Linked DNA regions of Homo sapiens: region 1 is linked to region 2. A link is a contact called in ENCODE Hi-C or POLR2A ChIA-PET data. All regions are on one chromosome and are shown on one strand. Each heading gives the region's core, a stretch centred on a gene start or an enhancer-like site at or near the end of the contact. The rest is flanking DNA. Distances are from core to core; before and after follow the strand shown. Region 1 holds the start of PAGE5 (PAGE family member 5). Region 2 holds the start of VCF2 (VCP nuclear cofactor family member 2).

Region 1 (5,490 bases), core at 2,060-4,559, 59 kb after region 2:
TTGCTAAGTATAATGACCTCCAGCTCCATCTATGTTCCAGCAATGGTTATAATGTCATTTGTTTTTATGGCTGCATACTATTCCATGGTATATATGCACTACATTTTCTTTATCCAGTCTACCATTGATGGGTTTTTAGGTTGATTCCATATCTTTGGTATTGTGAATAGTGCTGCAGTGAACGTATACATGCGTCTTTATGATAGGACAATTTATATTTCTTTGGCTATATACCCAGTAATAGGATTGCTGGATCAAATGGTAATTCTGGTTTTGGGTCTTTGGGGAATCAACACACTGTTTCTCATGATTGTTGAACTAATTTACATTTCCACCAACAGTGATTAAGTGTTTCTTTGTCTCCACAACATCACCAGCATCTTTTTTTTTTTCACTTTTTAATAATAGCCATTCTGACTCGTGTGAGATGATATCTCCTGTGGTTTGAATTGCATTTCTCTAATGATCAGTGATGTTGAGTTTTATTTCATATGCTTGTTGGCCACATGGATGTCTTCTTTTGAAAGTGTCTGTTCATATCCTTGGTCCACTTTTTAATGGTATTGTTTTTTTGTTTTGTTTTGTTTTAGACGGAGTCTCAGCCTGTTGCCCAGGCTGGAGTGCAGTGGCATGATCTCCACTCACTGTAACCTCCGCCTCATGGGTTCAAGTAATTCTCCTGCCTCAGCCACCCTAGTAGCTGGGATTATAGGCATGCACCACCACGCCCAGGTAATTTTTGTATTTTTGGTAGATATGGGGTTTTGCCATGTCGGCCAGCCTGTTCTCAAACTCCTGGCCTGAAGCGATCTGTCTGCCTCAGCCTCCCAAAGTGCTGGGATTACAGCTGTGAGGCACCGTGCCTGGCGTGTCTTTTTTTTTTTTTTTTTTTTTGTAAATTTGTTTAAGTTCCTTACAGATGCTGGAAACTAGAACTTAGATGCATAGTTTGCAAAAATATTCTCCTATTCTGTGTGTTGTGTGTTCACTCTGTGGATAGCTTCCTTGCTGTGCAGAAGTTCTATAGTTTAATTAGATCCCATTTGTCAATTTTCGCTTTTGTTGGAATGGCTTTTGGCATCTTCGTTATGAAATCTTTGCCCATTCCTATGTCTAGAATGATATTGCCTAGGTCGTCTTCCAGGATTTTTATAGTTTTAGGTTTTATACTTAAGTTCTTAATCCATTTTTACTTAATTTTTGTATAAGAAGTGATCCAGTTTCAATCTTTTGCATAAGCTAGCCAGTTATCCTGGGACCATTTATTGAATAGGGAATACTTTCTATATTGCTTGCTTTTGTTGAGTTTGTTGACGATCAGATGGTAATAGGTGTGAGGTTTGCAGCATTATTTCTGGACGGTGTATTCTATTTCATTGGTCCATGTGACTGTTTTGGTACCAGTACAATGCTTTTTTGGTTACCATGGCCTCATATTATAGTTTGAAGTCAGGTAATATGATGCCTCTGGCTTCATTCTTTTTGCTTAGGATTGCCTTGGCTATTCGGGCTCTTTTTTGGTTCCATATGAATTTTAAAGTAGTTTTTTTTTCTAATTCCACGAAGAGTGTCATTGGTAGTTTAATAGGAATATCATTGAATCTATAAACTGCAGTTTGGCCTTTTGACAACATTGCTTCTTCCTGTTCACGAGCATGGAATGTTTTTCCATTTGTTTTTGTCATCTCTGATTTCTTTAAGCAGTGTTTTGTAGTTGTCATAGTAGAGACTTTTCTCCTCCCTAGTTACCTGCATTCCTAGGTATTTTATTGTTTCTGTGGCAATTGTGAATGGGATTGTGTTTCTGATTTGGCTCTGACCTTGAAGGTTGCTGGTGTATAGAAATGCTCCGGGTTTTTGTACATTAATTTTGTATCCGGAAACTTTCCTGAAGTAGTTTATGAGATCAAGGATCTTTTTGGCAGAGAATCTGGGATTTTCTAGGTATAGAATCATATTGTTTGCGAACAGAGATTGTTTGACTTCTATGAAAAACATAGTGAAGTGAAAGCAAACATCTGTCCAGAAGGGAATAGAACAATAAAAATGCCCAATAATAAATTTAATTTGAATGTGAAGAACTAATATGAAGCAAATAACACAGTCATTGTGAGGGATACATAAAAAGACTTGAGGAAATGAGGAGTGGCTTTTTCTTGGATAGAGAAATTCTAAAATAGAAAGATAGATATTGTCCCTAAGTTAAGATGTAATTTAAAAATAATACCTAGTGTCTCACCTGGAATATTTTAGCACCTGATCAAATGATTCTGAAGTTCATCTGAAAGACAAATGTGTCAGAGTAGACAGAAAAGGAAAAAGCAATGAGGGAGGGCAAGCATTATTTCGCATTACAAATATAATTAAGCTACAGCAATTAAAATAGTATACTAGTGGTACAGGTACAAACGACTCAATGGAAGAAAATTAAAATAAGAGAGTTACATACAAAATTGAGTGGGGATGTAGGTGATGATAAAAGAGCCACTTCAAAACAGTGGGTGAAACAGGGATTCAACAAATGATGTAGAGTCCCTACCACTTAATTTTGTTCAGATGGATCAATTTTTTTTTTGTTTGTTTGTTTTGTTTTTTTTTTTTTTTTGAGATGAGGTCTCACTTTGTTGCCCAGGCTGGAGTGCAGTGGCACGATCTCGGCTCACTGCAACTTCCACCTCCCGGGTTCAAGCAATTATCCAGCCTCAGCCTCCCGAGTAGCTGAGACTACAGGCGCGTGCCACTATGCCCGGCTAATTTTTTGAATTTTTAGTAGAGATGGGGTTTCACCATGTTAGCCAGGATGATCTCGATCTACTGACCTCGTGATCTGCCCGCTTGGGCCTCCCAAAGGGCTGGGATTACAGGCGTGAGCCACTGCGCCTGGCCCGGATCAATGATTTTGAATGTACAATCATGCAACAAAAACTATGAATGTCTTATCATATTGGAGTGGGTAAGATCATTGCAAGCATGACAGCAGACTCGCGAAGGCACAAGAAAATGATTTATGAAAGCAGATATAAAATGGGTATTAACATATATAATATTTATTTCTATGATGGCGAATTTGTCCGAAACACATTGTTTTCTTAGAGTAACCTGGGCCTCATATTCTCCAACGCCATTGGAAGTGAAAGGAAGGTTGGGCGGGGGAAAAAGAAAAGTGCTTTGTAAGTTCATTTTCGTTGTCAGAAGAGCTTGTGGTTTAGGTTCTCCACAGAGGCAGGAAACCTTCAGTCACGTGGCAAATACCCCACTGAGTGCGCATGCTGCACAGATCTGTTGCTGCGCATGCGCCTTTCTGCCCACCTTCTGTCTAGGCAGAGCTCTGCAAGGAGAGGTTGTGTCTTCGTTCTTTCCGCCATCTTCGTTCTTTCCAACATCTTCGTTCTTTCTCACTGACCGAGACTCAGCCGGTAGGTCTGCAGAGTGGTCTTCCTGGTAATTTAGTTGTGAGTGAATGTGTGGAGGAGCCAGCGGGCTTAGGACAGGTCCCGTGGCACAGTCCGTGGCTTTGAGGGAAAAGGGCCTCGCGGTGGTCCTCCGCCTTCCCCCAGGTCCTGATGCAGGCGCCATGGGCCGGTAATCGTGGCTGGGCTGGAACGAGGGAGGAAGGTAGGCCGTGGAGGGGGTAGATCGCCTGAAGATGGTGCGAGTCCTGGGGGTGGGTGCTGTTAGAGGTGTCTGAGTCCCGAAAACGCCTGGAACTCTCTGAGGGAGGACAGTTTCTGGACTCTTCGTTAGGGATGCGAGAAGGGATGGTGTGGGTGGTAAGGAAGGGGCCAGGAAACTGGGAACGCTGTGGGCTGGTGACTACGGCCCCGAGGTCTGTAGAGTGCCTGGCAGAGGTGTCCAGTGAGGAACATAACCTTAACTCTGTGTCGCAACTTCTCATCTCAGCCATGGACCTCATGGAAAGGAATGGTTGAGGCTGTGCATTCCAACAAAACTTGATTTTTCGGGGAGTGGGGAGGAGGTGGTGGTGGCCCTAGTATATCAGAGTGGGAGGAAAGCAGCAGTCACTTCAGTTTCAATTTTCTGCCCGTTTTTTTCCTAAATGTGTAAATGATGGAGAGTCTAATTGTGAAGCCAAAACTCAGAAAAGTCCTCTGTCTTTTGCTATGGCGTTAAGGTGTTTTCTGTGCCTCTTCGACTATGATACAAACAAATCTGTCCTTAGTTTGATTGGAAAGCATGCGTACTTATCAATGCTCTGTGACTTAGTTTGAAAATATTTTCAAAATTAAAAAAGTACAAATCACCATTTTGCCATGGAATGTTCATATATATAGCTAAGTTCTTACACACTTTTTCCAAATAACAATATTTTGTTTTCAGTGAGAGATATGAGTGAGCATGTAACAAGATCCCAATCCTCAGAAAGAGGAAATGACCAAGAGTCTTCCCAGCCAGTTGGACCTGTGATTGTGAGTCCTTTAGCATTTGATGTTTTCTATTAACACATTTTATTTTAAAAAATATTTTTGAGCGAGTGTACATGCACTGATACAGGTGTTCCATGCTAATAAAAAATGATGATGGCATCTCATGAAGGCAACTTTGGTTCAGGAATATTATATTCTGGTGTTGCCTTATGGATATGGATATTTTACTCTCTCTCTATATATATATCTATTGGAAAATGTCTTTAGATTTATGATTCGATGCACATATGCATTTGTGTGTTTATATTATTGACTTTTTATTCGCACACACACTTACACCCTTAGGTCCAGCAGCCCACTGAGGAAAAACGTCAAGAAGAGGAACCACCAACTGATAATCAGGGTATTGCACCTAGTGGGGAGATCAAAAATGAAGGAGCACCTGCTGTTCAAGGTGAAGGGAGAGTGGAGAATAATGCTTATGGGTGGTGGAGGTCTATTTATGCATTATATTTTGTGACATACCAGTAACAGGAGGACAGAAAACATTAGGAAGGAATCTTAAACATTTCTTACTGCTGCTGTGCGGAGGGGTGGGACAAGGACACATAAAAAGCCACAAACTTTCCTACCATTTTGACGGAGGCTTTTTATTGATTGGGTATTTGCATGGTTGCCGTAAACCTTTGAGTGTTTTCCAGAGTTCCTGTATGGTTTGTTCAGCTATTTTCTGTTTTTTGTTTTGTTTTGTTTTGTTTTATGCTTCTGTGGAAGAATGGCAGCTTGCAGCTTCCTAGTCTGCCATCTGCGGACATCTCTCATGTATTTTTATAAGATACTTTTTAACACATTTATTAATGCTTCCTCATGCTGTGTAATATACTAAGCGCCGGAGATGTCAGTGCCAAATTTTTGCCTAAAGCTCATAGTCTAGTCAGACTGACTCAAACAAATCACTGATTTAATGTGATAAGAATAAGAACAAATGAGTACAAAAGGAACAAGTAAGTTGTCTAGGGCCAGCCTTGGGAAAGGAAAGGGCAATGTTTGAACATTTCTGCTTTCCTGCTTTTCTGGCAACAGACTTCTGAAATAATTAGCCTAC
Region 2 (5,845 bases), core at 375-2,874:
CATGAAGTTACAATTCCAGGGTAAGTGATTTTTAACTCCTTCAATAAGATCGTAAGACATGTGTGTCTGCCAGTGTCTACTCTTAAGTTCTTATGCCAGTGGTGTAGCGACACTGAAGAGATATTTCTTGTATGCTGAATGTGGTTAGGCACTTACTGTTGCTATACCAGCTAATATTATGACATAGTTACTCCACTAGATTGTCACCATGAGATTGTGGCTGATTACTTCCTTGAAACATTCTTTTCTCAAAATTGTTTTCAATGATTGGTAAGATTACATCTTCAGTTTCAAGTTCCTTGTCAATAAGTAATCAGATTGCAGCGTTTGACATAGTTTTCACAGCACTCTATTATTAACCAGACATTTGCTTAGAGACTTACTTTTGAGTTTTTGGTACTCCTAAGAATGGCTGAGTTTACTCATTTTTATAATTTCATTACTCTTTAATCAATTCTCATCTCTAGGAGACTGAGTACTAGGAGACTCTAGGAGACTGAGTACTGAGTACAAAATGCCAAATAAAAAATCACGTAGAAAACTGCTCCTATATTACACTCCATTATGAAATGATTGATTATATATAAAGAAAAAATGACCGGGTGTAAATATTATTTTATTTCACAATGTTTATTGAGCATCCACTAAGTGCTAGGCACTCCTCCAGGTGCCAGGATAAAAGAGTGAAACAAACACATGCCACAGCTCTGCCTTCATTAGGGAGCATGGTGATGTTTGTCTTTGATCATGGTATTTTGAGTATTTGAGTATTTTGCGCTCAAGTTTTACTGAAACTTTCAACAGCTTACAATACGTTTGCATTGTTTTTAAAACAGAGTAATACTATGAAAATGATTTTTCAAAGTGTGAAGCTGAGTTTAAAAAGCGGAATGTTCATGAAACAATGTTAATCTCATTTTTTAAAATGCAACTTTACGAATGAAAAACATCTAAGGAAATTTATCACAGAATATGATTAATGGTCACGGCTGGGTGATCGGACTGTGGATAAGATTGGTTTCCTTTATTACGCTTTAACAGTCTAACCAAGTTTTCTACCATGAGATTCAGAGACGTTTGTAATGAAAGAATACATTGATAAAGGTCCATAGAACCCCAGTAACACGTGGAGAAAGATGACAAAACCAATCAGAGAAACAGAAATACCAGTTGCTAGGGTACCTAGCAGCCTCACCGAGGAAATGCCAATTTGAAAAACAGAATGCTATTGTCCACTGACTGAGTTTTCGCGAGGGACCACATCCCCACCTCACCCCCGCCTCCAGGGCTTGTAAGGCACTGACAACCAAAGAACCAGCATGTTCTTTCGGAGAAGGCTTCGCGGGATTTTTTTTCAAGCACGAAGGGCGGGGCACGAGGCAAGCAGGGCCGCGCCACCGGCCAACACTGTCACCTGCAGGTCATGAGAGCCGAGCGCCACCAACCCCGGAAGAAAATACATATCCGCTGCGTTTCCGCCCTGAGCCCCGAGATCTTGGCTGAGAAAGCAAAGCGTGATGACCGTGGGGACCAGAGCTCGGACTGGTACCGGCCGGAAAGGCCCCGACGAACTTACCGTACAGGGCAGCCTCCCATAGTCCTGCCCTCGGAACCATAGCAACCGCGCAGGAAGTTCCTGCGCCGCCGGAAAAACGCAGCCCGGAGGGCGGGGCTGGCCAAGGATTGACGGGCTCTGGGCCTGCGCATCGGAGCCCGGGGAGGTCGGCTCCTGTTTCCTCTGGGTCCGCCGCAGGCTCCCTTCCCTGCAGTTGGGAGCTGACGCCTGAGGGACGATCCGCTGAGGGTCAGGCTCTGCTGCGCGACTGCCCGAGCCGCCCCATGTTCGAGACCTGTGCCAATCCCATGGACATTCTCCTCCCACCCAGCCAGCCTCTGAACACGCTTCTCACGTGGCACACGCCCTGTCCTCGCAGCCCTCACACCGCTGATCCTCCTCGGCGACCTCAGCGCCCCCGGGGCTGACCAGGCCGTGGCCGGCGCCTCTCCGTCCTCGGGGGGGTCTCCTTCCCCCCACTTAAGTCTCTTCTGCCCGCGGTCATGCCCTGGGCCTCAGGAAAGACCGCGCCCCTCCACGATGTCCATTTCTTGCATCCCCCATTCTCATAACGGGCAGCACCCGATCGTGTCCTAACAGCTACCTCTTCCAGTGCCCCAGCATCCACAGCCTTTAGCCTCAAGGAGGCCTCCTCTCCACTAACCACAACCGCGTTCCTCACCATTCACCTTCCTTAGCCAGCTTACCCAAAGCTATTAACTCTCTCCTCCCTACTCTCCTGGCAGTCCCCCCGCCGCCAAGTAGACAAACAATGTACACCCTCCACAAGTGTACCTTCTCTGTCTAGTCTACTTACAAGATCCCTCCACAAGCACCAGCACCCAATTTTCTCATGATATTCACTGATATTCCCTTGAGAAAATAGAAGCAATCAGAGAAGAATTCACACCACTTCCCAACAGCAGTAGACCTGCACTTATAATCTTGGCTGCTTCCCTGGAGGAAGAGACAGGATCCTACTTGAGACCAGGCCCTTCACCTGGATCCTATGCCTTCCACCTTCTTAAGGGATCATCCTTTGCAGTTATGCTTTCTCCTGAATTATCATGTTCCTCTATCTGTATTTATTATCTAAAAAGTTGGCAAAGGGAGTGCTAGAGTTTAGGCTGATCCTGGTTCTTGCTGTTAAGTAGGTGATCTCACAGGGGGCTGCATTCCCTGAGGATGGAAGGGAAGATGTGGAAAGTGGCTGATTCAAGAACTAAAGATCATGCCATAAAGGAAGCCTAACCCAGCTAGGGGCTAGGTGACCCTGCAGCCGAGGCTGTGGAGTAGACAGCCCTGGACAGGGGACTTTTAGACTGCCATGTTTGTCGCTGCATTGTGCAATTTTAACAAGAATCCTGCTAAGTCAGTTTAGTTAGAATTTCCCATCATCAATATCTCAGTTAGGTTCCTCATCCCCCAGGTGATGTCTAGTCACCCTGGCCCACCTTCACCAACAATCCTGTTAGTTCAATTTAGCCACAATACCCCCTTACCCGTGGTGTTTCCTCTTAGTAATTTTCCGTCCATTGCTCCCCACCCTGCTCCTTGGCTATAAATTTCCACTTTTCGTTGTTGTATTTGGAGTGGAACCCAGTTTCTCTCCCTTCACTGCAAAACCCCATAGCAGTGGTCCCTACACCTATCTTGATGGTCCTGAATGAAGTCTGCCTTACCGTTCTTTAACAAATGCCATGAATAATTTTTTTTCCTTAACACCCTTCACTTGGATCCCATGCCCTTCCACATTCTCAAGGAACAAGCTTTTGTAATGATCATTCCTTTTACTTGAATCACCATGTTCTCCATGTCTATCGGATCATGCTATCGTCTACAAAGTGGGCAAATAGATGGTTAGAAATGAGGGATTTTGCTTTCAAGAGCTGATCTTGGTTATTGCTGTGTTGTAGGTGAGACCCCAAGGGGCTGCATTCTCTGAGGAAGGTGGAGGGGTTGGAGGGTATGGAAAGTGGCTGATTCAAGAGCCAGGGGTGCTACCATGGGGCAAGCTTAAGCCAGATAAGGACTAGGTTACCTTGCAGCTGAGGCTGTGGAGTGGACAACCCTGGCCAGGGGCTGAAGGGAGGATGAAGCCCAGATTCAGAGGGGTCTGCAGAAGCTAGCACACATGGGCTGAGGCTGAGTCAGCCAGGGAGTACCAGATTCTGACCAAGATGAGAGAGACAAAAATGCAAGTTACACCAGCCACAGACATACGTGAGCAAATCAGCATCACCAGCAGGATTTGGGAGATAAGTTAGCCTTCCTTCAGAAACCACTGAGGACACTGCAATCAACATGAGACTCCTAAGCAATGCAGACCATGTATTAGGCCATCTTGCATTGCTGTAAAGAAATACCTGGAGTCTGGGTAATTTATAAAGAAAAGAGGTTTGAATTAGCTCATGGTTCTGCAGGCTGTACAGAAAGCATGGCGCCGGATTTGTCAGAGGCGTTCGAACCAGAGCAATTCTATCTTGAAAAAATAGGAAAAATCTAGGAAAAAGGAGGCTGGGATTTGCTTGGCTGCATTCTCAGAAAATTAGGTATTTCTAGCCTCTAGATGTTTTTACTGAACAGACCCAGACTTAGGAGTGTCGTGATATCCCAATATCTTGAGAACAGAAGCATTCCTAATTTTGCTTTAAAGATCATAATATCAATTCTTGCAAGATATAGTAATTAAGAAAATTAATCCTTTATCACAAACCCTTGTAGCAGAGCACATCTCCCCATAATCTTTTTTATCCTGTATATAAACGAGTATTGTACCTAGGGTGGATGCATTCCTTTTCTTACTTTTGGGAATATCCTACTCTGTCTGTAGAGTAGCTGTACTTTCACCACTTTACTTTCTTAATAAATTTGCTTTTGCTTTGCACTGTGGACTCACCTTGAATTCTTTCTTGGGCGAGATCCAGGAACCCTCTCTTGGGATCTGGATCGGGACCCCTTTCTGGTAACAGCTTCTGGGGAGGCCTCAGGAAGCTTTTGCTCATGGTAAAAGGTGAAGCAGGAGCAAGCACTTCACGTGGCAAAAGCAGGAGCAAGAGAGAGAGAGAGTTGGAGGAGGGGAGGGAGGCGCCACACACTTTTAAATGACCAGATCTCATGATTATTATGTAATGTCCGATTTTGTCCCTTGTAATAATCTCCACTATAAAGAGTGCTTTGTGAGGTATTAATTTGACACCTTGAGTTTTTATGTGGTTCATGTTTGCAGGGTATATCTTCTTCCATCCTTTACTTGTAACTTGTTTATTTTTAAAGTGAGGTTCTCTTTTTCCCAAGATACAGATTAGCGATAAATATATTGTGAAAATCAAGATCTTCTTGCAGCCGTGAAACGGTAACAGTAAAAACACCAAAAAATCAGATGTAGAAGTTAATATGGAACTGAAGTGTTATGCAGAAATCCACAGAATAATTTGTTAGGTTCCTCAAAAGAACCTCAATCAAATTTACTGACAGCCTTTATAGAAAGATAACTTGAAACTAAAGTGATACATTTATATGAAAAATATTACTTTATCACCCCATTTTCTGCAGTAGGCTTTTAGATGAAATTTCATTTCACAAAAGTGTTCTGTTGCTAAAAATATTTTGAAAATGGCTGTATAGGATAATGTTTCAGAGGTCTCTCAGCTTAGAAATTTTGGGATTCAAATATCCTTCTCTACATTGAATGGAAAAAGTGAAAAGAGAACAATATCATGGGGGAGGGAAATGTTGGTCTACTGTATTTTTCTTTTCTTTTTCTTCCTAAACTAACCGGTCTGTGTTGGTTCTCAGCTGTGCTGTTAATCCAGGTAAAAGATGCCCTTCAGGAGAATACATGGATTCATTGGGCCCCAGGGAAGTTTTGAATTGCTCAGAAACAACAGCCAGAATAACTTTTGAAAGGCTGTAAATGGAGATGATTGAGATCTTCTGATATGGTTTGGTGGTGTCCCCACCCTGTGGAAGGGACTCGGTGGGAGGTGATTGAATCATGGGGGCAGGTCTTTCCCATGCTGTTCTCACGATAGAGAGTGGGTCTCACAAGATCTGATGGTTCTATAAGGGGGAGTTTCCCTGTACAACCTCCCTCCCTTTGTCTGTTGCCATCCGTGTAAGACGTGACTTGCTCCTCCTTGCCTTCCACCATGATTGTGAGGCCTCCCCAGCCATGTGGAACTGTGAGTTCTCCATTAAACCTCTTTTTGTTTTTTTTCTTTTTTGTAAATTTCCCAGTCTCAGGTTTGTCTTTATCAGCATCATGAGAACAGACTAATACATCCTCTG

Evidence for each region. A loop is a pair of places that touch in the nucleus more often than their neighbours do. ChIA-PET counts read pairs that join two places held with the same protein, here RNA polymerase II (POLR2A). Pooled maps may share reads with other maps.
Region 1: a loop to region 2 is called in a map of chondrocyte, with 2.9 times the contacts of the local background. The contact joins the promoter of PAGE5 here to the promoter of VCF2 in region 2. A Hi-C loop is called at or near these places in 3 of 168 maps with a recorded cell type or tissue (Caco-2, Calu3 and chondrocyte) and 2 of 50 pooled maps. POLR2A ChIA-PET finds 5 or more read pairs at or near these places in 1 of 52 experiments (GM12878).

What each region holds. Positions count from the first base shown.
Region 1 is chrX:55,217,037-55,222,526 of GRCh38, forward strand. It overlaps PAGE5 (PAGE family member 5), which reads left to right and starts at 3,310. Exons shown (of 5, transcript NM_001013435.3): 1 at 3,310-3,416; 2 at 4,339-4,427; 3 at 4,731-4,839. The coding sequence starts at 4,347.
Region 2 is chrX:55,159,561-55,165,405 of GRCh38, forward strand. It overlaps VCF2 (VCP nuclear cofactor family member 2), which reads right to left and starts at 1,625. Exons shown (of 3, transcript NM_001166701.4): 1 at 1,577-1,625. The coding sequence starts at 1,596. RefSeq lists enhancers at 1,288-1,587, 1,413-1,913, 1,914-2,414.